Regions from separate parts of the Homo sapiens genome. Here region 2 is linked to region 1. A link is a contact called in ENCODE Hi-C or POLR2A ChIA-PET data. All regions are on one chromosome and are shown on one strand. Each heading gives the region's core, a stretch centred on a gene start or an enhancer-like site at or near the end of the contact. The rest is flanking DNA. Distances are from core to core; before and after follow the strand shown. Region 1 holds the start of RPL13A (ribosomal protein L13a). Region 2 overlaps PRR12 (proline rich 12).

Evidence for each region. Hi-C counts contacts between places; a loop is a spot of excess contacts on that map. ChIA-PET counts read pairs that join two places held with the same protein, here RNA polymerase II (POLR2A). Pooled maps may share reads with other maps.
Region 2: a loop to region 1 is called in a pooled map, with 3 times the contacts of the local background. The contact joins the enhancer-like site here to the promoter of RPL13A in region 1. A Hi-C loop is called at or near these places in 1 of 50 pooled maps. POLR2A ChIA-PET finds 5 or more read pairs at or near these places in 5 of 52 experiments (HEK293, K562, MCF 10A and 2 more).

The regions. Positions count from the first base shown.
Region 1 is chr19:49,484,939-49,490,078 of GRCh38, reverse strand. It overlaps RPL13A (ribosomal protein L13a), which reads right to left and starts at 2,471. Exons shown (of 8, transcript NM_012423.4): 1 at 2,435-2,471; 2 at 157-229. The coding sequence starts at 2,449. FLT3LG (fms related receptor tyrosine kinase 3 ligand) reads right to left here. Exons shown (of 9, transcript NM_001459.4): 9 at 3,848-4,064. SNORD32A (small nucleolar RNA, C/D box 32A) reads right to left here and starts at 113; the gene lies at 32-113. RefSeq lists enhancers at 1,891-2,495, 2,404-2,523, 2,584-3,083.
Region 2 is chr19:49,612,749-49,617,674 of GRCh38, reverse strand. PRR12 (proline rich 12) reads right to left here. Exons shown (of 14, transcript NM_020719.3): 7 at 3,026-3,142; 8 at 2,666-2,799; 9 at 1,456-1,928. Among named protein-coding and RNA genes, the nearest start is that of PRR12, 24 kb to the right of the region's middle. Within about 2 kb of position 3,455, at least 10 of the 41 ENCODE cell types and tissues checked have a DNase peak (open chromatin) inside an H3K27ac peak, as active enhancers do.

The DNA.
Region 1 (5,140 bases), core at 1,222-3,721:
GAGTCCCCAACCCTGGGGAAGAGTGGCTGGCAGGTCTCAGAGCGGTGCATGGGGTTGATCTCATGGCCGTGAGACTCAAACGAAAGATGGTGAATGTTGCTCATCACTGACCTCCAGCGGGGGCCCATGACAGAGGGGCCACGAGCAGCGACTTACCCAGCAGTACCTGTTTAGCCACGATGGCCGCCAGGCGGCCCAGGAGATGGCCTCGACCATCAAGCACCAGGACCTGTGGGAGACAAGGGCAAAAGGACTCAGAGACAAGGACAGCCTTTGATTGTCCTCACAAGCAAGCATTCCCTTCTTTTGTCCTACCGTGCCAACAGCGTGCCTTGCACCCAGCCATCAGAGCTGGGAACTATGCACGGAGCCCCGTTCTACAGATGAGGAACAGGGACTGAGAAAGCAAGGCTGCCTCAGGATCAGTGAGTGAGCAGTTTAAGAGGCCCAAACTCCCCTCATATCTGAGTTCTTCTATGAGTATTTTATGCTCAGATTGTATTTTGCAAAGCAATTGGATTTGAACGAAGACCAGCAAGGCTCTGCCCACTGACTACCCAGTTACAAGACCTTGTAACTAATAAACTGTAGGATTTGGTTTTGAGACAGGGTCTCGCTGTTGCACAGGCTGTCCTGTGATCCTGTGACCTCCCAGGATCAAGCTATCCTCCCACCTCAGCCTCATGAGTAGCTGGGACTACAGGCGCGCACCACCACACGCAGCTAATTTTTGTACTTTTTTTTTTGTTGAGTCAGGGTTTTGCCATGTTGCCTAGGCTGCTCTTGTACTCCTCGCTTCAAGTGAACCGTGTGCCTCGGCCTTCCAAAATGCTCGGATTACAGGCTTGAGCCACTGTGGCCAATCAATTGTAGGATGTTAACACAATCTAATTCTCTTCTAATGTATAGGATGTTTCTACCACAAATTTAATTTGGAAGAAAACCGAATTTCAGGTGGGATGAGATTAGGCAGAGTAGTCAAAAGCCCATGCTAGCTCTGCTATAGAGCACTCTGCTTTCCCCGGTAAACTGCTCAGGCACCGAACCTCAGCTTCCTCCGGAGTAGAAATCCTGGCCGGGCACAGGGGCTCACGCCTGTAATCCCAGCACTTTGAGAGGCCTAGGTGGGCAGATCAGTTGAGGTCAGGAGTTCGAGACCATCCTGGCCAATATGGTGAAACCCTGTCTCTACTAAAAACACAAAAATTAGCCAAGCGTCGTGGCAGGCACCTGCAGTCCCAGGTACTCGGGAAGCTGAGGCAGGAGAATCACTTGAACTTGGGAAGCAGAGGTTGCAATGAGCCAAGATCGCACCATTGCACTCCAGCCTGGGTGTCACAGCGAGACTCCGTCTCAGAAAAAACACTAAAAGTAGAAATCCTCATTGTTTTAATGCAAAAGCATGAAGCACACACTGGTTGTTACACATGCTTTGTAAGCGTTGGTACAAAGACTCTAAAATCCAGACAGACTTCCTGAAGTCGTGACCTTGGCCCAAAATCACCAATTCCAATTTAATTTCCTCCTCTGTAAAACAAGGATACCAGTAACTGCCTCAGGAATATGGTTAACTGAACTACGCAAAACATTGCGAACTGTGCTAGGCACAAAGACACATGCTTGGTGAACACAACTTGCCTAGATCGGCCTGGCTCTGAAATGTCACCCGCCCCAACAACAGACTACTCACAAAGAAACCTTTCCAGGGCCAATCCCTCCTTTATACTTAAGTAGCTACACCAGGAGCCAGGGAAAGGGCCCCCAGGTGTCAGGCCCAAAAGATGTCCCATCCTTGTGGAACCATTCATCACAGCTCTCGACTTCCAGTAACACGCCTCAGGACAATCGCCAATCCCCAAAACGACGGAAAACGAGTTCATTCCAGAGTGCCCCGCAGCCAACAGCTCTCGACCCCCCGCAGAAAGGCATTGAGAATTAAAAGAACCGGAGCTGCAGGGGACCCCGATTAACACCTCCACGTGAAATCAAAGTAGCCCGCGCACTGAGCGGGATAAAAATACCTTCCATTTTGGCCAAAACTCAGTTTCTCATTGCCCCGAGACCGCCCGGCCACACTTCCGCGTGTTCCTCATCGCTGAGGACACACAAGGGTCCAATTCGGCCAAGACTCTACCCCAGGGCCCCCACCCACTACCCGAGTTCAAGGTAAGCAAAATCTAGTTGCAAAATACCTGTCCTGTGCTGGAAGCTCTATCACCCTCGCCTCGAGAAGGAAATGCCACATTGTAGCCAACCCTAGGCCTAAAGAGAGCCGCGGCATTTCCTACAGATTCCCCTTATCCCAAAAGACTTCCATTTTGCTTCATTATGGATGTTAAGCTCCGCAAAACATGCAAGACAGAGAGGGTGCGACCCCATTCCGGCCTGGATCCCACCCGGCCCCTTGCCGCCCCGGCCCGCGCGGAGCCCATACCTGCACCTCCGCCATCTTCGGCAGCCGCTTGGAAAAGGAGGAGGTTTTGTCGCAGGGTTTCTTATCCCTTGAAACAGGGGCGGCAGAAGTGACGCAACGCGGTTGCGCGGACGGCTTCCTGTGTTTTCATTGGTCGAAGCGTTCTGCGCGTGCGCAGAGATTCCCCAGGGAAGGCGGGCCCTCTTCCGAATGTCCAATCCGGACATTCTTCCGGTTGGACCTCCGCGGTCAGCGCTGTGCCCGGCGAGAGATCACGTGGGGCGCGGAGGCGGTGCTGCTGGGGCACGGCCGTCCAGCCTCGGCGGCCATATTTTTGAGGGGCTGTTCATCTCGTTCACACGCTCTGTCCGCCATGTTTGTGAGTGGAAGCGCCATTACCCCTTCAAGCGACTGAAGGCTGCAGGGCCTCTGGTGGCCCGCATGGGGAGACCAGACCCGCCAGGCCCGCCTTTCCGCACTCAGTCCGGGCTTACTTTATTTTGTGAGACAGGGTCTCGCTGTGTTGTCCACACCAGAGTGCTGTGGGGCGATCATGGCTCACCGCAGCCTCCACTTCCTGGGCTCAAGGGATCCTCCTGCCTCAGCCTCTCGAGTAACTTGGACTACAGGGGCGCGCCACCATGCCTGGCTAATATATATATATATATATATTTTGTTGTGGCCCGGGAACGGGGGGAGTCTGACATGTTGGCCAGGCTGATCTCGAACTCCTGGGCTCAAGCGATCCTCCCGTTTCGGCCTCCCAAAGTGCTGGGATTACCGGCGTGAGCCCCGGAGCCTTGCCCATTCTAGGCTTAGAGATTTGGATTCCTGTGTCTGGTCGACTTCACTGTGACCTGGAGAAACCCTTGGCCTTATCTGGGCCTCAGTTTATCCATCTGTAAAACAGATGGAGGTGGTCTTCCCCAGGGGCTCTAAGAGTGGATCAAGGAATGGCTTCTAGTTGCCTGGCTGCACCAATCCACTGAGCGTTCCTCAGAGGAACTTCTCACTTTCTGGACTGTCGGCCTTTGCTTCAGCTGGGTCCCTTGCCCAGGATGCCCTCCCCACCCCCTCCAAATCTGGCTTGTCACCATCGCAATGCCATTTGGCTCTGGAAAGCCTCTCTGCTCTCCCTGCCTGGGTGAGTTGCCCCTCACACTGCCTCTGTTTTATCTCCATAGTAGCCTATGGCATCCTGCACCCAGGCTCGCTGAATCCCTTGTCTTCTCGTCCATAGCCAAGGAGACCTGGGGCACCTGGGCTGGTTCTGACTCAAATCCAGGCTCTGACATTGCCCAGCGCCGGCCCGGGGCTCCAGGGGACCTCAGAAAACACGTATTGAATGAAACATTGCATTGCAATTCAAAAACCAAGATTCTGAAATCAAAACTACCCCATTCACACCCATCCATAGACAGACCTGGCCAGAGCTGGTAGAAAAGGATGATTTATATACAATTTCATGGGGACAAGGGCTTTGTACAGAGTTGGGTAAATGGGGCCGGTGCTGGATTCTGGCGTTGCCTCCATTCTGGGGAGGGAATGAGAGGGGCCCAAGGAAGGGACCGGCCTCTAGCCAACTTCCTCTGTGTCCAGGCTATGCATCCTCTGGCTGGTGACTCCCCTCTGTGTGCCTCAGTATCCTCCCCTGTAAAATGGGATGATAGATGTCTGTCTCACTGCGTTGTTTAAGGCTCCGCTGAGAGAGGAGAGGGAAAGTAGCTTAGCTTGGGGCGGGCCACAGATTTATGCCCAAAACAACTCCATTCCCAGCAAGCGCTTACTATGTGCTAGGGCATTGCTGTCCAAGAGAACGTGGCCATGATAGAAATGTTCCCTATATTTCCCCGGGCGCGGTGGCTCATGCCTATAATCCCAGCAGTTTGGGAGGCTGAGGCTGGTGGATCACCTTAGGTTGGGAGTTTGAGACCAGCCTGACCAACAGGGAGAAACCCCATCTCTACTAAAAATACAAAATTAGGGCCAGGCACAGTGGCTCACGCCTGTAATTCCAGCACTTTAGGAGGTCGAGGCGGGCGGATCACCTGAGGTTGGGAGTTTGAGACCAGCCTAGCTAACATGGAGAAACCGTTTCTACTAAAACTACAAAATTAGCTGAGGCAGGAGAATTGCTTGAACCCGGGAGGCGGAGGTTGCAGTGAGTCGAGATTGCACCATTGCACTCCAGCCTTGGCAATAAAAGCAAAAGTCTGTCTCAAAAGAAAAAAACAAAAACAAAAACAAAATTTGCTAGGCATGGTGGTGCATGTCTGTAATCCCAGCTACTTGGGAGGCTGAGGCAGGAGAATCGCTTGAACCTGGGAGGCAGAGGTTGCGGTGAGCCAAGATCGTGCCATTGCACTCCAGCCTGGGCGACAAGAGCGAAACTCCCATCTCAAAAAAAAAAAAAAAAAGAAAAAAAAGAAAAAGAAACGTTCTCTATTTTTGCTCTTTAATACGGGAGTAACAAGCCACATGTGAATACTGAACACTTGAGATGGGGCCGGTGCACTACTCAGGAGGCTGAGGCAGGAGGATCACTTGAGTCCAGGAGTTTGAGGCTGGACTTAAACTTCTTTTGAGACAGTCTTGCTCTGTTTCAGGCTGGAATGCAGTGGCATGATCTCAGCTCACTGCAGCCTCTGCCTCCCGGGTTCAAGCCATTCTTCCTGCCTCAGCCTCCTGAGTTAGCTGGGATTACGGGTGCACGCCACCATGCCCAGC
Region 2 (4,926 bases), core at 2,206-4,705, 130 kb before region 1:
GCCTCAGTTTCTTCATCTTTTATTTATTTAAGAAGTTATCCTTAGAGACAGGGTCTAATTCTGTCACCCTGGCTGGAAAGCAGTGGTGTAATCATACCTCACCATAGCCTTGAACTCATGGGCTCAAGTGATCCTTCTGCCTCAGCCTCCTGAGTAGCTGGGACTACAGGCATTCACCACCAAGCCCAGCTAATTTTTAAAAATTTGTTCGTAGAGACGGGGTCTCACTATGTTGCCCAGGCTCATCTCGAACTCTTGAGCTCAAGTGAGTCTACCACCTCAGCCTCCCAAAGTGAAGGGATTACCGGTGCGAGCCACCACACCCAGCCCCCATCTTTAAAATGAGGATAATTCTACCAAGCTATCTCACGGGGTTTATTAGGTAAAGGTCAAGTAAGCCTGTGTGCAAATGTTTAAAATGATTTCTGGTACATAGTAAACACTCAACAAAAATCAGCTGTTACCCTTACTGTACATATGTGAATATATATTTATTTTTGTTGTTGTTATTGTCATCACTAACCAGACTTTTTTTTTTTTTTTTGAGACGGAGTCTTGTTCTGTCATCTAGGCTGGAGTGCAGTGGCCTGATCTCAGCTCACCGTAACCTCTGCCTCCCGGGTTCAAGTGATTCTCCTGCCTCAGCCTCGTTGAGTAGCTGGGATTACAGGCACACGCCACCATGCTGGGCTAATTTTTGTATTTTTTAGTAAAGCCGGGATTTCACCATGTTGGTCAGGCTGGTCTTGAACTCCTGACCTCAGCTGATCCGCCCACCTTGGCCTCCCAAAGTGTTGGGATTACAGGCGCGAGCCACTGTGCCCGGCCTAACCAGACATCATCATAAGCACTGAGGATGTGGCAGTGTGCTGGGCAGACATGGAGTAGACAGGTAGTGTCTACTAAAGATTGGCACTCTCCTATGAGCTTCGTCTATTATGAACCCATTTTACAGGTGAGGTCACTAAGGCACAAGAGGTTATGCCTCTTTCTCAGGGTCACCCAGGGCCTCACAGGAAACCCCACCATCACAGAGCCTCCAGGACAGCTGCCTAGTCCCACATCTTCCTCAGCCCTCAAATCTTGCCTATTATGAGGCAGAACGCAGCACTGAAGAACAGAGTCCGAGGCACCCTGGGCTCAGTTGCAACTCTGCTGGGCACCCAACACAGACTGTGCTGCCCTCTCTTGGAGCCTCAGCTTCCTCATCTGTAGATGAGGATAACAGTATCTACCTACTAGGATGGGTGAAAATTACACAAGTTAACATCCATCAGCTTCTCAGGAGGCAGCCTGTCGTGTAGTGAGATGCCCCGTGACTGTGAGCTACTGCCATTATCTGTAACATACTGGTTCTTACTGTCCTGCCAAGGCTACCTGGAGCCCTCTGGACAGCCCTCACCTGTGTCCCTTCCCCACCCACCCCTGCAGCCCTGAGGCTGCCTAGGGCCTCACCGTCCTCGCTGGGGGCTCCAGGGGAGGACTCCGAGTCCGAGGAGCTGCCTGGTGGGCCCCCGCCTGCTGTAGCGTTGCCGCCTGCCTCCTTCAGCCATTTCTTCCTCTTCTTAGGGGGCGGTTCAGCCTTCACCTTGGTAGGCCGGGCTTTGGGCAGCCGGGATGTGGCAGGTTGTCCCGTGGCGAGACTCCGCTCTGGCCGTGTCTGCCGTCCGCTGGTGGCCCGCTCACCCCGCAATGGCCGCTCTCCACGTGTCACCTTCTCCTTCTCCTTTTCCTTCTCAACAGGCCGCAGGAGGGAGGGCTTCTCGGGGGCAGGGGGCTCAGGCATGGCCGTCTCAGGAGTCTGCTCTGGGGGCTTCTCAGATGTCGTCTTTTCAGGGGTCTCAGGCTTGGGAGGTGGTGCTGGGGCCTTAGGGGGAGGTGCAGAGCTACCCCCAGCAGATACGGGGTTCTTGGCCTGCCCAGAGCGTCTAGAAGGGAACAGAGAAGGGACTGTAGTCAGCAGCCCCCAATAATCCAAATTCTCCTCAGGGTCCCTGCTCAGTGCCCTAGGCACAGGAATAGCTTCTCTCATACTGTCCCCTCCTCTCTCTGGTCTCTGTTCCCCTCCCTCTCTGGGACTCTGACCCCCTCCCTCTCTGGGACTCTGACCCCCTCCCTCTCTGGGACTCTGACCCCCTCCCTCTCTGGGTCTCTGACCCCCTCCCTCTCTGGGTCTCTGACCCCCTCCCTCTCTGGGTCTCTATTCCCCTCCCTCTCTGGGTCTCTATCCCCCTCTTTCTGGGTCTCTGTCCACCCCAGGTCTCTGTAGCCTTCTGTGAGTCTCTGTCCCCTCCCGTCTCTGGGTCTCTGTCTCCCTGTCTCTGGATCTTTGTCCTCCCCCATCTCTGTCCCTCTTTTTCTCTGGGTCTCTGTCTCCTTCTGAGTCTCCGTCTCCCTCATGCGTCTGGTTCTCTGTTCTCCCATCTCTGGGTCTCTGTCCCCCCACCTCTGGGTCTCTGTTCCCCTCCTGTCTCTGGGTCTCTATCCCCCCTTCTCTGGGTCTCTGTCCCTATTTCTCTCCGGGTCTCTGTCCCCCTCTCTCTCTGGGCTCTGTCTCCTCTCTCTGTCCCCACCCCCCACTCTCCAGCCTTCTCTCTTGCATGCCGCATCCCCATGCCTGTCGGCGCTACATACTACCTGCCCCTGTGTCCCCCATGGTTGGTACCTGACTGGCACTGGGGGCCGATGCCAGGGTTTCCGAGCACAGACCCTCACGTAGTCCTTCTTATTGACATTTTCCAGGAACTTTACATAGAGGCGCTGGTACCGATTTTTTGCATCCCCAAAATACCCCAAATACTATGGGGAGAAAGAGGCACATGAGGAAATTCTTCACACTGCCCAGCCAGATGGCCAACACCCCCGTGCCCTGGGCCACCATGGCAGCTGCTTGGAGCCTGCCGGCAGCAGGGGGCCCCCTTCCAGATACACTGTGGAGTGAGTCACAGCCACACTAAGGGGAACCCCAGCTCCTAGATACCACGCCCCGGGGCCCCCAAGTCCTTGGTCCCCTTTGCAGGCTTACATTACTGGTGGCACAAAACTGCCTCTGGCCGTCCTTGATCTCCGGAGTGAATTTCTGCAGAAGGGCCTTCTGGACTCGCCAGATGGGTGGGGGTTCACGCCCCGTCTGCAACGCCAGCTGAGGAGGAGGGGTGTGGTGAGGCCAGCAGGGTCAGCCCTCATTCCTAGACCTACTGCCCCTACGCCCTGGCCCACTGGCTTCCCTCACCATCCCCTTAGAGAAAAGGCAGACACGTCAACAACAAATATCTTCTACCCCCATGATGTGTTCAGCTCTGTGTACAGCTTGAACTTGACCCTGTCGCCTCCTGCCCACCCAGTACCCTGGATTGGGCTGCTCGTTCTCAGGCTGTAGAGTTTGAGTCACTATTGCTTTACGGGGTGAAAGCCCAAAACTTCCTGTGTGACTCAGAGTAATGACAATCTTTGAACACCGCCTGCTATTTACTGTGCTGGACAGGAGAGTACGGTTGTGAGCAAGACGTCCTGTTGTGGTCTGACTGTCCCCCCACATAATTCTCTTTTTACTTTTTCTTTTTTTGAGACGGAGTTTTGCTCTTGTTGCCCAGGTTGGAGTGCAGTGGCGCAATCTCAGCTCACTGCGACCTCCGCCTCCCGGGTTCAAGCCGATTCTTCTGCCTCAGCCTCCTGAGACACTGGAATTACAGGCATGCGCCACCACACCCGACTAATTTTGTATTTTTAGTAGAGACGGGGTTTCTCCATGTTGGTCGGGCTGGTCTTGAACTCCCGACCTCAGGTGATCCACCCGGCTCGGCCTCCCAAAGTGCTAGGATTAGAGGCGTGATCCACCAAGCCCAGCCAAATCTCTGTTGCTTATAAGCCACCCAGTCTATGGTATTCTGGTATAGCAACCTGAGGAGTCTAAGACACTGAAAAAGCCTTCTCAGGTAATAACAGAGGTAATGAGACAGACAAGCAAATAAACAAAACAGGGTGAGTTTGTGGCCTGTGCCAAGAACAGGCAGGTGAGGTTACCTGAGACCATTTCACCAGCATGTCCACAGCAGGGAAGACAGAGCAACAGGAAGGCTCCCTATCTCTGCTCCCCCTGCCCCACAAACACCTGAACACCAACCACCACCACCCTGCAGTTTGTGTGTGCCCCAGCTGGGCGATGGCAACTGATGGACGTGAGTCACACTGAGCATGTGACCTTGAGGACTAAAAGGGCAGCAGAGGCGCGAAATATGGACACAAGAAATAATAGTACAAGTCATAAATGTCCTAATGCCAATTCCCTGGACACTACAGAAGCCTAGAGGAGGGGCCTCAGATTTTTTTTTTTTTTTTTTTTTTGAGATGGAGCCTCAGTCAGCCAGGCTAGAGTGCAGGGGCGCAATCTCGGCTCACTGCAACCTGCGCCTCCTGGGTTCAAATGACTCTCCTGCCTCAGCCTCCTTAGTAGCTGGGATTATAGGCACCTACGATACCAGGCTAATTTTTGTATTTTTAGTAGAGAAGGGGTTTTTGCCATGTTGGCCGGGCTGGTCTTGAACTCCTGACCTCAGGTGATCCACCTGCCTCGGCCTCCCAAAGTGCTGGGATTATAGGCATGAGCCACCGCGCTTGTCCTCAAATTTAAACTGAATCCAAGAATGCTTCCTGGAATAGGTGACGGATGCCAAAAAGAGTCCCTGGAAGGAACATGTCTTTAAAAGGGGGGCCAGGCTGAGTGCAGTGGCTCACACCTTTAATCCCAACATTTTGGGAGGCCGAGGTGGGATCACTTGAGGTCGGGAGTTTGAGACCAGCCCAGCCTACATGGTGAAACCCCACCTCTACTAAAATACAAAAATTAGCCAGGTGTGGTAGTGCGTGCCTGTACTCCCAGCTACTTGGGAGGCTAAGGAAGGAGAATCACTTGAACCCGGGAGGTGG